Linked DNA regions of Homo sapiens: region 1 is linked to region 2. The links are chromatin loops, found by intact Hi-C in ENCODE. Cell type or tissue: A673. All regions are shown on one strand. Each heading gives the region's core, and the rest is flanking DNA. Links, peaks and the distances in the headings are about the cores only. Region 1 has its middle 290 kb from the start of LINC02756. Region 2 overlaps FAT3 (FAT atypical cadherin 3).

Region 1 (6,893 bases), core at 1,868-4,367, 1.4 Mb after region 2:
ACCCAAAGGATTATAAAACATGCTGCTATAAAGACACATGGACACGTATGTTTATTGCGGCATTATTCACAATAGCAAAGACTTGGAACCAACCCAAATGTCCAACAAGGATAGATTGGATTAAGAAAATATGGCACATATACACCATGGAATACTATACAGCCATAAAAAATGTTGAGTTCATGTCCTTTGTAGGGACATGGATGAAGCTGGAAACCATCATTCTCAGCAAACTATCGCAAGGACAAAGAACCAAACACTGCATGTTCTCACTCATAGGTGGGAATTGAACAATGAGAACACTTGGACACAGGAAGGGGAACATCACACACCAGGGCCTGTTGTGGGGTGGGGGGTGGGGGGAGGGATAGCTTAGGAGTTATACCTAATGTTAAATGACAAGTTAATGGGTGCAGCACACCAGCATGGCACATGTATACATATGTAACAAACCTGCACATTGTGCACATGTACCCTAAAACTTAAAGTATAATTAAAAAAATGTATTATTCAGTGATAAAAATGAATGAGCTATCAAGCCATTAAAAGATATGGTTGGAAATAAGAAAGTTCTGGGAAGAAAATGTTAACAATTATGGGGTGTGTCAGCGGGACACAGGGGCCAACTGAAAGAGCTTTTAACCCATTTATGCTGGAGGTTGTAATTTTTTGAATTTTTGCGTGAGTGAAAAATCAGACTTTGGTGATGACCTTGAGCAGTAGGATACAAATAACTCCCACATGCTTAGCGTTCCAATAATGGAACACTAGGCATAAGTGAGTTAAAGACCAAAGTGGAAATAACTTGAACAACAAAACAAATTAATATTGGATTGTAATCCAGAATATAAAATAAATATGCATGACTTCATATTTGTATTAATACATGGTTGAATAAATAACTAAATAAAGAAGAAGAGATGAATCTGTGCATGAGTCCAAATAATGTATGTCCATATTCTGACCATAAGCAGATAAATCAAAATTTCCCACATTATAAGTGTAGCTTGGCCATAGTGATTCTTTCTACAGAATCTAGCATGAAAAGTAGGAAAAGCAACAAATAAACAAAAGGAGTAGCTTTACATAGGAGTTACCTGACAAACACTACCTGAGCCAGATAATCAGGGCCAAAACCAAGAGTGATAAATCATGTTGATAGTTGATACAGTTTATATAATTTGATGAAAGTGGCACATTACCCCTGTGGTCTAACTCTAAAAACCCAAAGCCCCAATCTAATAATGAGAAAACCAATCACATAAGCTCCACTTCATGGGCATCCTACAAAATACCAACCAGTACTCCTCGAAATTGTCAAGGACATCAAAACCAAGGGAAGTCCGAGAAACCGTTAGAACCAAGAGTAGCCCGAGGAGACATAATAACTAAATGTAATATGTAATCCTGGATGGGATTCTGCAACAGTAAGAGGTTACTGGGTTAAAATTAAGAAAATCTGTTAAATGTAATATTTCAAAAGGACCAGACTACACTCAAAAGTTAGAATACATGTAGTCTCAAAAGATATTTTATTAAACTTTTTGCTTGAAGAGGCAATGGAGTTATTAGTGAGACAGTCAGTCCCTCTTCTCCCAGGTCTCAGATACCATCTATCTATCTGTTTTACAGTTCACGCTGATATGTCAAGAGAGTATCAAGTCATTTTCTCTTGACAGTAGCTCTGCTCAAGATTTTAGTTCATGGAAAAGCAATCTTTACTTTTTGATAAATTGATCATATGTAAAGGGAGCTATCTTCTCCCATGACCCAAAGCAGATATTCTTTGTATTTTTCTTCGTCCTCCTCATAATTATCCCCTTCTTCTTTATCATCATAGCTATATATATTTATACATAGTTCTCATATATGTATACATAGTTTTTTATTCTTTATAAAGTGTTTTCACCTACTTTTTTTTGGAAGATGCTGGCCTTTTTGAAATAATAGGAGTATAAGAAGTTACAAAAGCCAGTAAGATTTTGTGTATGTGCATATATGTGCACATCTATACTCACACATTAAACATGATTAAATACACCCATATATGCATGCAAATATATCTACATTTATAAATAATACATGCTTATACACACTCATATTTAATATGTTATCAATAAGTGTCTCTTGTACTGTCTTCCATTCTTTGGTCCAGTTTATGTCTCCTCTATTAACATGTGAAGACTTTAATTTCAAAACGACACAGATAAGCATATTAATTTGAGCCAATGTGTGTTAATATTATTTTAGAAACTGATGTTAGTGTATTACTGACATAGTATTAATAAACAAAACACCAGAAATGACTAACGTCTTATGTAGTGAATGCTGCTTCTAAATGCACCAGTTGACGACAATTAAACCTGCTGTTTAGAATGGTTTGATAAAAGACCTGAATTGGAAATTATTCTACCCAATTAATTTTAATAAAATTATTTCAATGAGTAAAATTTAAATAATTGTAAGATAAATAGAATATTTTCCTCAGAAACGCAAACGGATATCAAGTAGCATAACATTTTTTTCTTCGATTTCTGTTTATTTTCTTCTTTATTAACTACACAGAGGTAAGGTATAGTAAAGAGATGGATGGAGTAAAGGATTAGCTGCAAACAAATGTAGAATCATAAAATATTGAGGGTCATTGACTGAAGATCCAGCTAAATATCAGATTTTAGCTAAGAAAATAAGACTTCAAATTTAGTTTTCAATTCACAGAAATAAAGATAAATTAGAATATGAATTACAAGGAAAATAAACCCAATAAAATTTGCTGAAATGTGGGTGGAGGGAAATTTTAATTATTACGTGAAATTGACAAGCAATCTCATTAACATGAAGAACAAGTAACAATGTGTAACTGGGTCTTATGAGATTGGAAATAGATTGTCAGGAACTCATCTTTCTCAGGTTATCTATCTTTCTCTTACACATATGCATGCACACGTTCACACACCCCCCCACACATACCGTGGTCTCCCTTCCTTCCTTCCTTCCTTCCTTCCTTCCTTCCTTCCTTCCTTCCTTCCTTCCTTCCTTCCTCCCTCCCTCCCTTCCTCCCTCTCTCCCTCCCTCCCTCCGTGCCTCCCTTTTTGATCACCTTGTTTATTGCGTTCTCCTTTTTGGAAACCAGCTTCTCTGCTCACTCTTTGTATCATCTTTCCTAAAACTATATATTGAATATGGTTATGATTTGTCTTAACGTAAACTCTGGTCTCAAAACTGCATGGATTTTTATCAATAAAGAATCATTCCACTATGGGGTTAATACCTTTGTCTTCCATTTAAACTTCCCAAGTGGAAAAATCTACAGTGTCCATGGATTGTATATTCCAGCCCTGTTCAGTGAAAATGTGTGGTCATGTGTGCTGCCCTTTCTGGGAGCTATGTGGGGCAAACAATTGACCCTCATGATCTGGTACATTGCAGGCAGCCAATCCAAATCATTTAGCAATATACTGTCTACTTCATGTACTAGTCATCATCTGTAATTTGAATTTATAAATTAAGTTTAGTCAATTACAAGTAGTTTCTGAGCACTTGTTATGGATCATCAATTACCATTGTGTTAGACTGTGGAGATTACAAAGCAAACATATGATATATTACTAGGTTTAAGGGAGTTTGGAAAATAATTGGTGATGAAACCAACAATACATTTGAGATAATCAGTAAACAATTAAATAGTTAATTTTGCAAAATAGAATGTAAGTATGGTAATCAAGTGATAGTAAAATTATGGTTGAATGTAGTCTGAGAAAATTTTATAGATTGGATAGGAATTAATATGTGTCTAGAATAATGGGTAGGACTTTATGAATTTAAGAGAAAATACAGTCAATATAATTGAAAGTCACACATGATTTAATCCTTTCTAAAGAGGATATTTAATATAAAATGAAGGAGAATACGGAAAAGAAGGAAATAAAGTTAGGGCAAGATTACAGAGGACCGTGAGAGTTTAACAGAGGAGCCTATTCTATAATAAAAACATAATAAAATAACACGAAAATAATATTGAAGCAGAGCCTGAAGTTAGGCAGACCATCTAGAAGTTTAAAAATGAGATAAGATCACTTATTTTGGTTTATGGTGATAGCTGTGAGTATTGAAAGACCCCGACCGTACGAACTGTCATGTCACGAGCAGTTCTTGGACCAGGAGATTTATTTGGATTATAGCCCTGGCTCTTGTCTGCTCTGGAAGTATGTCCTAGAGCAAACCATTTGCTTTCTCTAGGATTTAGCTCATCTTCACAATGATGTCTTCATCATCAAATTCTCTGAGGTTTCTTCTAGCTTGAGACTGGTAAAGTTGATATAACCCATACTGAAGAAAGTCCTTACTTTTAGACTTTGTGACAGAAAGGATAAAAGAATAGAAGGGAGTAAAAACCCAGAGATCCCACTAATACCTCTAGCCTGCTTTTATGAATTTAGAATCCAAAATTTATTGTAAAAACTTTATGGGTTGTGTGGGATAGGTGCAGTATTAAAAATTAAATCCTAGAGCTGAAATATGTGTTTAGTTTGTTTAAGAAAGGTAATTTGCTTATCACACTTTTCATATATTGGGTTTATATGTATTTTTGCAGCGAAGCTGTAGTGAAAAAGTAGTGTTTTTTTGTTTTTTGTGGTGCATTAGAAAATGTGGTTATATGGCATTTTGGACAAAGTAGTTCTTTTATACTCTGGAAATTAGTTGTGAATTTCAGCAAAGCTGATTCTCTGCTGTGTGAAATGGGAAACCTGAAGAAGAAGAAAGATCTGTCAAGAGAATAAGTGATCTCAATGCTTTGATTAACAGGCGGCCAGGTGTTAAATTTAATTGCCTCTAGAAAAAAAAGGAAATTTTTCTTTTCAGTCTCACACTTCCTAATCATGGTGAACTTTTGCAGGAGGAAGAAAGGATATGGTATACATGTTGAAAACATATTTTAAAGAAACATGTTCATGGTAGAGATTTAAATTATCATTTTTTCTCTTTTAATATATTTTATTATGAAATATATAAAACACAGAATAGAGAGTAATAAGCCAAATAATCACACTTATCCTATTCAATTTTTAAAATATTAACATTTATAAGGTTTACTTCAGATTAATTTCTTAAGAAGCGAAATACTACAGATCAAAGTGAAACACGCAAGATACTCACCTTGATATTATTCCTGTTTTTCTCTGAGAAATTTAGTACCTTATATTCATTTTGTTCATCACAGAGAGGGAGAGGCAATGCTTATGGCAACATATAACTTCTACGTATTTACATATAAAAATATACAATATGACATTTTACATTGCATGTTGATAATTTCTTTTGAATGAATGTTTATATAATTTATAAAACTGATATTAGACTTTCATTTTAAATAATGTTGATGGAAATTATCTGTACAGATACAGATAACTCCATTTTATTGCAGGTATGAATATGACATCATTTATTCATTTTCTTTCTAATGAGCATTCGAGTTTTTTCTATTTTTTATTATCAATTATATGAACAGTTCTGTTTATATTTCCACGAAGATGTGTTAGAACTTCTTCACACTTCTACAGGTAGAGAGGCTACTCTAAGAACACATATTCTTCTATTTTATCTTTTACTCACCAATTGCTTCCAAAGAGATTTTATTATTATCCCAACAGGGTGTTATATGATTTCTTACTTTTTCATATCTCCATTAATTGAATGTTCCAATATTTAAATTTTGTCAATCTGTCATGTATTTCTTTCGAAAATCTCACTTTGCTTAATTTGCATTTTCTGGTTAGAGTGAAATTAAAATATTTTAATCCATTTCTTGGCTATTCTTGTTTCCTTTTATATAAATTGCATTTTTATAGTCCTCGCCAATATTTCACTAAATTATATACCTTTTCATAATTAGTACTACCAGTATTTTAAAATAATTATTGATGCTTACTCTTCCTTTGTAATTTTCTTTCCAAATATGTTTTATGACTTGATTTTGAAAACTTTTAAATTGTTTTTTTGCACACAGAAAGTTAAATGCACTCATATTTATCATTATTTCTTTTATATAACATGCTTTTCATAAATTCTTTAAGACATATTTTTCCGTCTTGAGGTCATAAAAATGTTGTCTTATATTTACTTGTTAAAATTTAAAGTATTAAAATTTAAATATTAAATATTTAAGCCCATCTGACATACATTATTTTCAGTGTATGGCTAATATTTTACACAGTGCTAACCAATACCATTGGCTGAGTAACCTAGGATTTCCTACTAATTCTTAATGCTACTATCCTAAATCACATTTATATATAAATATATCTCTCTTTCTGAGTCATTATTCTGATTTAGTAAGGTAAATCCTACTATCTTGTTCTTCTTCCAAATTATATATATAATATATATATTGTATATTATATATAATATTATATAATATATATAATATCCATAATATATAATATATATAATTATATATGTATATTACATATATTATATATATTACATATATAACATATATATTACATACATATATAATACATAACATAATATATGTTATATATTACATATATTAAATATAGCATAATATATTACATATATAATATATAATATATAATATATTATATGTACATATATGTACATATAATATATGATATATATTACATATATTATATATAATATATATGTATATTATATATAATATATGTAATATATAATATATGTAATATAATATATATTACATATAAATTTATGTAATATATATTATATATTATAAATATGACATATATAATATATATAATATATGTAATATATAATTACATATATATATCTCCCCAATTTCTAAATAAGTTTATGGTGGGGTCTATAACAAAAAAATGGAAAACATTAAAATGTTGATTATAATTGCATTAATT
Region 2 (6,893 bases), core at 8-2,507:
GCACCCTCTCCATAAGCATAAGTTCACAAGAGGTAGAGGTAGCAGCTTTGGAGTGTCAACAAAGTCTGTGAACCACGAGAAATTGCATGCAACATTTTGGGTGTATGTGCATTTTTCTAAGGAGCTGCTTCACAGTTTTTAATAAATTCTCCAACAGCCCATAACCCAAATGATTACAAGGGGGATTCAATTGAATGAAGATTCCACTGGTTCTATAAGAAGGTTTTTGTCTCTGAACTAATTTCTAATGACGGGGATGTTGGATGTACAGTGAAGAGGGAAGAGATCATTGGTAAAATAAAAAAAGAAAGAAATTACTCTGTCTGCTAGAGAATATCATTTGGGATGAAGTAGTTCCACCACAAACCAAATAAAAGAGGACTCACTACTGGAGGCCCAGGGTAACTACATCAACCCCTGATACAGATCTCTGGGCCTGCTCACAGCTACAGCTCAATGGGGGCTCCTTTGGCAATGACACCCAACAATGGAGTAAACCAGGGACCTGGTGAACACGCTCAAAAGCCCATGAACAGGTTGAGAAACAAAGCCAGTTGCACCACCCTCCTCCCAACCATGGTCTTCCAGAACAGGAAGCAGAACCCACCCGCTCCGAACAAATCTGATGACTTCTTACCATTGTCGTCACCAGAATCTGACTGGAAGGAGCTGAGGGACTGAACTTCAGAGTTGCTGCCTTTATTACTACCTGCAAAGCAGGTCACTTCTCCCGGGTCATCAACCCCTTTGTCTTCATGGACAGTGAAAGAGAAAGCAGAAATTACACTGGTTACCTTGTGCCTATTTCCAGTCCCACCCACCCCTCTCAGCTAGTTCACTTCTCGAGGCACTTTCATTTGCTTAGAGAAAATAATTTAGCTCCACAGTAGAAAATTGACTGTGCCACTGGGGGCAAAGTTCTGTCAATCAAGTGATTTACATTATGGATTCGAAACCCTTAGCCCATAGTAAATGAGCTTCCAAACAGCTGACAGCCAAAAGTGGCTGTTTCTTCCTCGAAGTGAAGCAACTGAGTGAAGAGTGAAATGAGGATGAAGTGGCTGCATTGCTCTTTGCCATTCAGAGTTAATTTACATCATTTACATGAACTGATGAGGTGTCAACACCAGGTTAAATGAGATAACTTTTAAAATGGGGTATAAATATTTTATAGGCAAGAATGCCTTTACATTTATCCTAACTTCCATCTCTGGACAGTAAGTGGAATTTTCAGCTTTGCCTCCTAGAGGGCAGCATTGTATCATTTTTGGGAGTGACCATGTTCTGCACCCTGTGTCAGGTAGGAGGGCTGGCAGTGGTGTGGATATGCCCTTAACCACATATGTCCTCCTTCTTTACCGTACAAAGACAGTCAGAAACACACAGATGCACATGCGTGCACACACACACACACACACACACCAGGGCTACTTTCTTATTTGATGGACTAAAGGAAGCAATAAAAACAGCCTATATCTTGAGGTTGCCAAGTGCAAAATGAATTAGTAGCCCAGAAATTGTCTCACCAGCTAACTCTGCCTTGCTTAACAAAGAAGGAAATGTATTCAATACAACCCAACAATACTTTGGGGGGAAATGTGAGTTTTGGCCTGAGGTGAATTCTGGAAATAAAGCTGTCACATCAGCAAGGAGTGAGGGCAGTGATCACCAGGAAGAGCTGCAAATCATCATGTAACGCAATGGTACAAAGAGATACAGACTTGTGATTAAAGGAACATTTGTTCCTCTCCGTGGCCACAGAAATCACGTTTCTTCCAAAAAGGGTGGTGTCAGGAACAGGCATGGTGGCTCTGCATCTGCTGTCAGAGGCTGAGGCCACAGGAGTTGGCTAAACGACCGATGTAAGTGGAGAGATATGCCAGGGAGACATTCACCTCCTAACAGCCATGTTGCAGAAAATATGACGATGAGCTTCAGAAAACCACAAGGTGTGCACAAGCTTAGCCCTGAACACAAGGAAGGAAATGACAAATAATCCACTCTGGTGAATGAAGTGCTGAGCATAAAACTCCTTTCTCCACTCCTTCATTTATTAACTCCCCCCTTTTTTATTGCTAAATAAAAAAGAGCCTATTAGCTAGTGGATTGGCAAGATTATAGTGGAGTCTAACTCAACAGATAATTTGAGAGGGAGTATATTTATGGCTGAAATTCAAGGGCAACTGCTTAAAATACATGTGTCTACAGAAAGACAATCAGCAGATAGCAAGTTGGGGCAGCACTAGAATAGAAAGAATTCATTCTTGGCCCTCTGTTATCACCAAGAAATCCTCTTCCTCTAATACCGCTCACCCTCCTTCCTGCCAAAGCTCCCAAGAACAGTGCTGGTAAGAGCACAGGTTTTAATCCTAACTTCTCCTTTTGCTAGTTAGGTGCCTTCAGGTGCGTATTTCACCCATTGAAGGGAGTTTTTTCCTCCGTGGAATGATGGCCTGGTAATGGTACCAACATGGGGGCACTATGATGGTTTAAGGAGATGATGCAACACACAGCAGTGTGCTTCACATTCACCTGCTGCCCTGACTTTCTCATCAAACCTCTTGGTTCTCAACCCTTGCATTCTGGCTTCTGCCTTGATGGCTCTACTGAGAAGCTCTTGAGATGCTGACTCCTCTCGTCATCAGGCTCACTATACATCTATTTTAGCCTGTGTCCTCCTTGGCGGTTTCACAGCATTCAACACTGATGACCTTACTGACATTCTCTTGGCTTCTGCACAAGGGTCCTCTCCTTTTCCCTCCTCTTTCTTTGTTGGCAAGTGTTTGTCTCCTTGCCTGGCTTCTCCCCTTCTGCCCAAAGCCCACATGTAGTCATCTCCAGGGTTCTTTTGGAGGCCTGGTTTGACCATCCTCTCTGTTCTTGTTCCCTTGGTGAGTTCACCCTCCTACAGAGTCCACCATCCTACATGCAGATGTTGTTCAAACTTTCACTTCTAACCTTGACCTCTCACCTGAACAACAGAGCCAGACATCTCTCGGGTAACCCTTTACTTGTCCTCTACACTGAGCTGCTTCCTGTTCCTGGGAGGGCATCTCCAAAGTGTCCTACTGAAATCTTACTCATGCTTAAAGATATCAGTAGGAATATCCCCTTCCTCCATGAAGAAAACCTTTATCTCCCTGGCTGCCCATGGTCTCTAGCTCCATCTGAAAACTTCCTGTTTCCTCCTTCTCCCTCAGCATATGCCACAGTGCTATAACCATAGCCTTCTAGGCTACCTAGGACACAGCTGCTACTGCGATACAAAGCCATTTGTCCTGATGAAGTTATAGGTTACAGCAAAGCTTCCTTTAGTCTCCTTGTGATGGACACTACAGCAGGGAAAACAATCTCTCACAGAGATGTTCACAGAGAGTACCTTACTGGCCCTCTGCTTTCTTCCCTTTTTGGGAAGAAAGCCTGTTCAATTTCTTCTCCTAGGATCAGCCAGAGCCAGCTTTAAAAAATGTAAATTATCATGCCAGTCACTTACTTAAAAACCTGCAATAGTGCTGCTGTTAAAATGTATCCGTTCTCTGGTGCTCAGCAAGCTCCAACTGCACCGACCTCCTCTGTGTTCTTCTACACACCAAGCTCCTTCCCACCCCAGGACTTTTGCACCTGTGGCTCTTCCCTGTGCCTAGAATGTTGCTGTGTGAGGCCAAGTGAAGAGGCAAACACCTCCATCTGGCCCAGACCACCTTTCTGCCTTGTGGATCCCCCTCTTGTTTCATGGTCTCTACATTCCAGCCAAGAAGAAATGACTTGCTTTTCTTCTGATCACATGGGTCCCCCTACGGTGGAATATCCTCCTTTCCCCAGACTCTTTAACTCATCATGGTCCAATTGAAGTGTCCCTCTGCTTCTCTCAAGTCTTCATTCTAAGACTGGAAATACTCTCTTCTTCCAGCCTTCCAGAGCACACTTCTGGACATCACTCAAGTGGCTTTTTGCACTTTGTACATAGGCCCAGACACACACACACTATTATAATTTATACACAATAACTAGTATACTTTCTTCTTTTCTTTTGCACTTTGACCAGTGGCCCGCTATTGTGAGAAGAGGATGGGTTTTGGAGCCTGGAAGACTTGAGTTGGGGTACTGACTGCCTCTTACTAGCTGCCTCACCTTGGGCTCATGATGTTACCCTCTCTGAGCTTCATTTCTCCCATCTGTAAATGGGAACCAGAACCAGGACAATTTTCCAGAGCTGGTGTGCACATTCGACATCAGCACATGTCATAGCGAATGCTCTGCATGCGGGGTCTCTCTCCCTTCCCGTAGCGTCCTCGCACAGCGCCCCTGCAGGTTCCCTGTAAGCACCGAGGGGTGAGCATTACCACTTCCTACTCACTCTCAGTTCCCGCGTCCCAGCCATTCTTCCGGATGGAGTCGCAGTCGGAGCGGCAGGGTGACACGGCGGGGAGGTTGGGGGCCACACTGCACACGACCACGCCCCGCCGGGCTGTCAGGATGCGGGGCGACTCAGGGTGAAACGTGGTCATTTCCTGGTGCTCGCCTCCCAGCCCGTCCACGATCTTATCCAGGTTGCTCCTGGAGTCACTCTGGAAGCAGGGTGTGTAGGCCATGGGGCGCACGGGGACCTGCGGGGGCCCCACCTCCTGGTAGACGTTGCGGCCGTCCCCACTGCCGCGCAGGTTCCGGAACGGGATGCCATTGCTCTTGTTAAGCAGGGCGGCGGTGGCCGGGTCCTGCACTAGCGTGATGTTGTTGCGGGAGTAGTTCTTGCGGAAGACCTTCTTGCGGAAGACTATGAAGAGAACCACCAGGATGAAGATGACGAAGAGGACCACGGCGATGCCGATGAGCTCCTCCTTCCCCACGTAGGAGTGGCCAGCCTGGATATTGGGTACCACCACGGGGCGCAGCCCGCAGTACTGGCCCACGTAGCCCGGCGTGCAGTTGCAGAGGAAGGAGCCGAACACGTTCACGCAGGAGCCTCCGTTCTCACACTCCTCTCGTTCGCACTCATTGATGTCCTCCTCACACCTGCGGCGACACAGAAGCCCCTCCCCACCGTCAGGACCAGTGCACACACGTTGGTATACGGGAACTCGAGAAAACACAGACATCTTTAAAAGAAAACGATGCACCTAAAGGGTACAGATGAAGCAGGACAAAGATGGTTGGTGGGGGGGGGGAGGGGGAGTTAATTTAGGCATTTCTGTGGCCACTGTGGTCCCCAAGTCATCACCTTGCCTTAAGGTGTTCCTCCCAACCCAATCTCTCCCAGGTCTTCCTTTCCTACCTGGGTTGGGGGAAAGGAAGAGACTGAGGTGGGAGAGGAGAGGAGGAGAAAGAGAAAGAATAACAGATGCTATTGAAAAGGTACTGGACTCCAAATCCGCGGGAGCAGATGCATCTCAGAATTTAAAATTGTGCAGTTTTAGCAAGGACATGCAGCACATATCTTTCACATTATGTAAAATACTCCTCCCCCTCACAGAAATTGGTGCTGGCCGTAGTATCCCATAATCAAAAATACCAGTGTTTCTGCAGTGAAACATATGGATATTCACACTAAATGAGAGAAATAAAGAGTAGAAAGAGCCTCAAAACAGTTTTGAACAGGTTTTGCCACCAAATTAGTTTGCCACTAACATACTCCAAACCCTTTAAGTTCTCAGAGCTTTTGGGATTGTAGAATTGCAGACAAAGAGCTGTGAATCTATATATCGGTTATAGGTTTTCCCCAGAGGAAAGTCTTTGGTTCTGACATTTTCCTCTAATGGCTACAGTAATTTTTGGTCCCTCTGGGAAGCTGGGGGCTGCAGGTGGGTGGGTGAAGGGCTACATGTCTTCAACATTCTGTGCTTATGTTAAAGGCTAATACTCATGTAGATTTTCAGGAAGAATGACTAAAGCATTCTAATGAAAAATAATTAAATCAATTTTATTCTCTTTAAAGCAATCCATGACTCACTTTGAGTATAATTATAAGGCAAGTGTTTCAGTCTTATTCTTTCTTAGCTTAGTATTATTTGAGAACATAGACCTTCTTTTTCACTTTTCTCTATTTCAGCAATTTTTCTGATATTTAAAAGGTCCAATCACCTATATTTTTGGTAATCTACCTTTTAAAATGTAGCCAAACGAAACCTAATTTGAACAGATAGAGGTGAGGACAGCCGGAAATTAGTCAGAATCACAGAGTATTTAAAAATAAATGCCGCTTTATTACTTTAAATTACATCCAACGATTCAAAATCAGTTAAGTATTTCCTGGTAAAGTCCTCGGGAGATTTGCTCTAATGAATAAGTAAGACTGATCTGTAATTAGAATATCACTTGCTTGAGATTACATACATATACTTCTAAAACGATCAAGGATGGCTGAAAGTGGCATTTTACTAGGAATTTAAAACGGTCTCTTTCCTTTTGGCAAATATTTAATTTTGTTTCTTTCTTATGAAAGAAAGGTTTGCAAAGGGAAGGTAAGTTTCAGTATCTCAGAATGATCAAAAAACAATAGGCCGTAGAGTCCAGTTAATGGATTCTGCGGAAATGGGTAGTATGTCTGCCTCCGAATTATAATAGAAATATTAGGTGGCCTAGATGACTTTCTTTTCTCCCTAGTTACAGACTACATAGTAATCATACACAATTTTGAAGGTATAGGGAAACATAAAGTAGAAAATATGAATTACTCATGACCCTACTACCCAGAGATAATTCCTATTAACATTTTAGTCACCTGTAAGCACTCCTTATACGTATCGTGCAGATGTTAACCCTTTGCCTGTACTATTAGTGGTAAATATTTTACCCTCATTAGTTGTTTACTGGTTTGTTGTAGCAATAAAGAACAGTGTAGAGAAAGACACTTATGTAATCTCACTTACGTGACTCCAGTGAGCCCAGCTTTACAA

The links. Peaks named below come from ENCODE experiments on the same cell type or tissue, not always from the same donor. Only the 100,000 strongest peaks of a DNase experiment are listed, where the experiment ranks them.
Region 1: it touches region 2 in a loop (3-fold over the local background); 2 of 110 quality-filtered maps call a loop at or near these places.

What each region holds. Positions count from the first base shown.
Region 1 is chr11:91,498,293-91,505,185 of GRCh38, reverse strand. No RefSeq gene overlaps it. Among named protein-coding and RNA genes, the nearest start is that of LINC02756, 290 kb to the left of the region's middle. In A673, for the core only: no CTCF peak of the experiment used is centred there; DNase peaks (open chromatin) are centred at 3,065 and 3,355; H3K27ac peaks cover 2,354 bases.
Region 2 is chr11:92,880,858-92,887,750 of GRCh38, reverse strand. It overlaps FAT3 (FAT atypical cadherin 3), which reads right to left. Exons shown (of 28, transcript NM_001367949.2): 23 at 6,867-6,893; 24 at 4,358-5,013; 25 at 638-751. Among named protein-coding and RNA genes, the nearest start is that of LINC02746, 31 kb to the left of the region's middle. RefSeq lists a silencer at 1,094-1,388. In A673, for the core only: a CTCF peak has its summit at 1,248; a DNase peak (open chromatin) is centred at 1,260.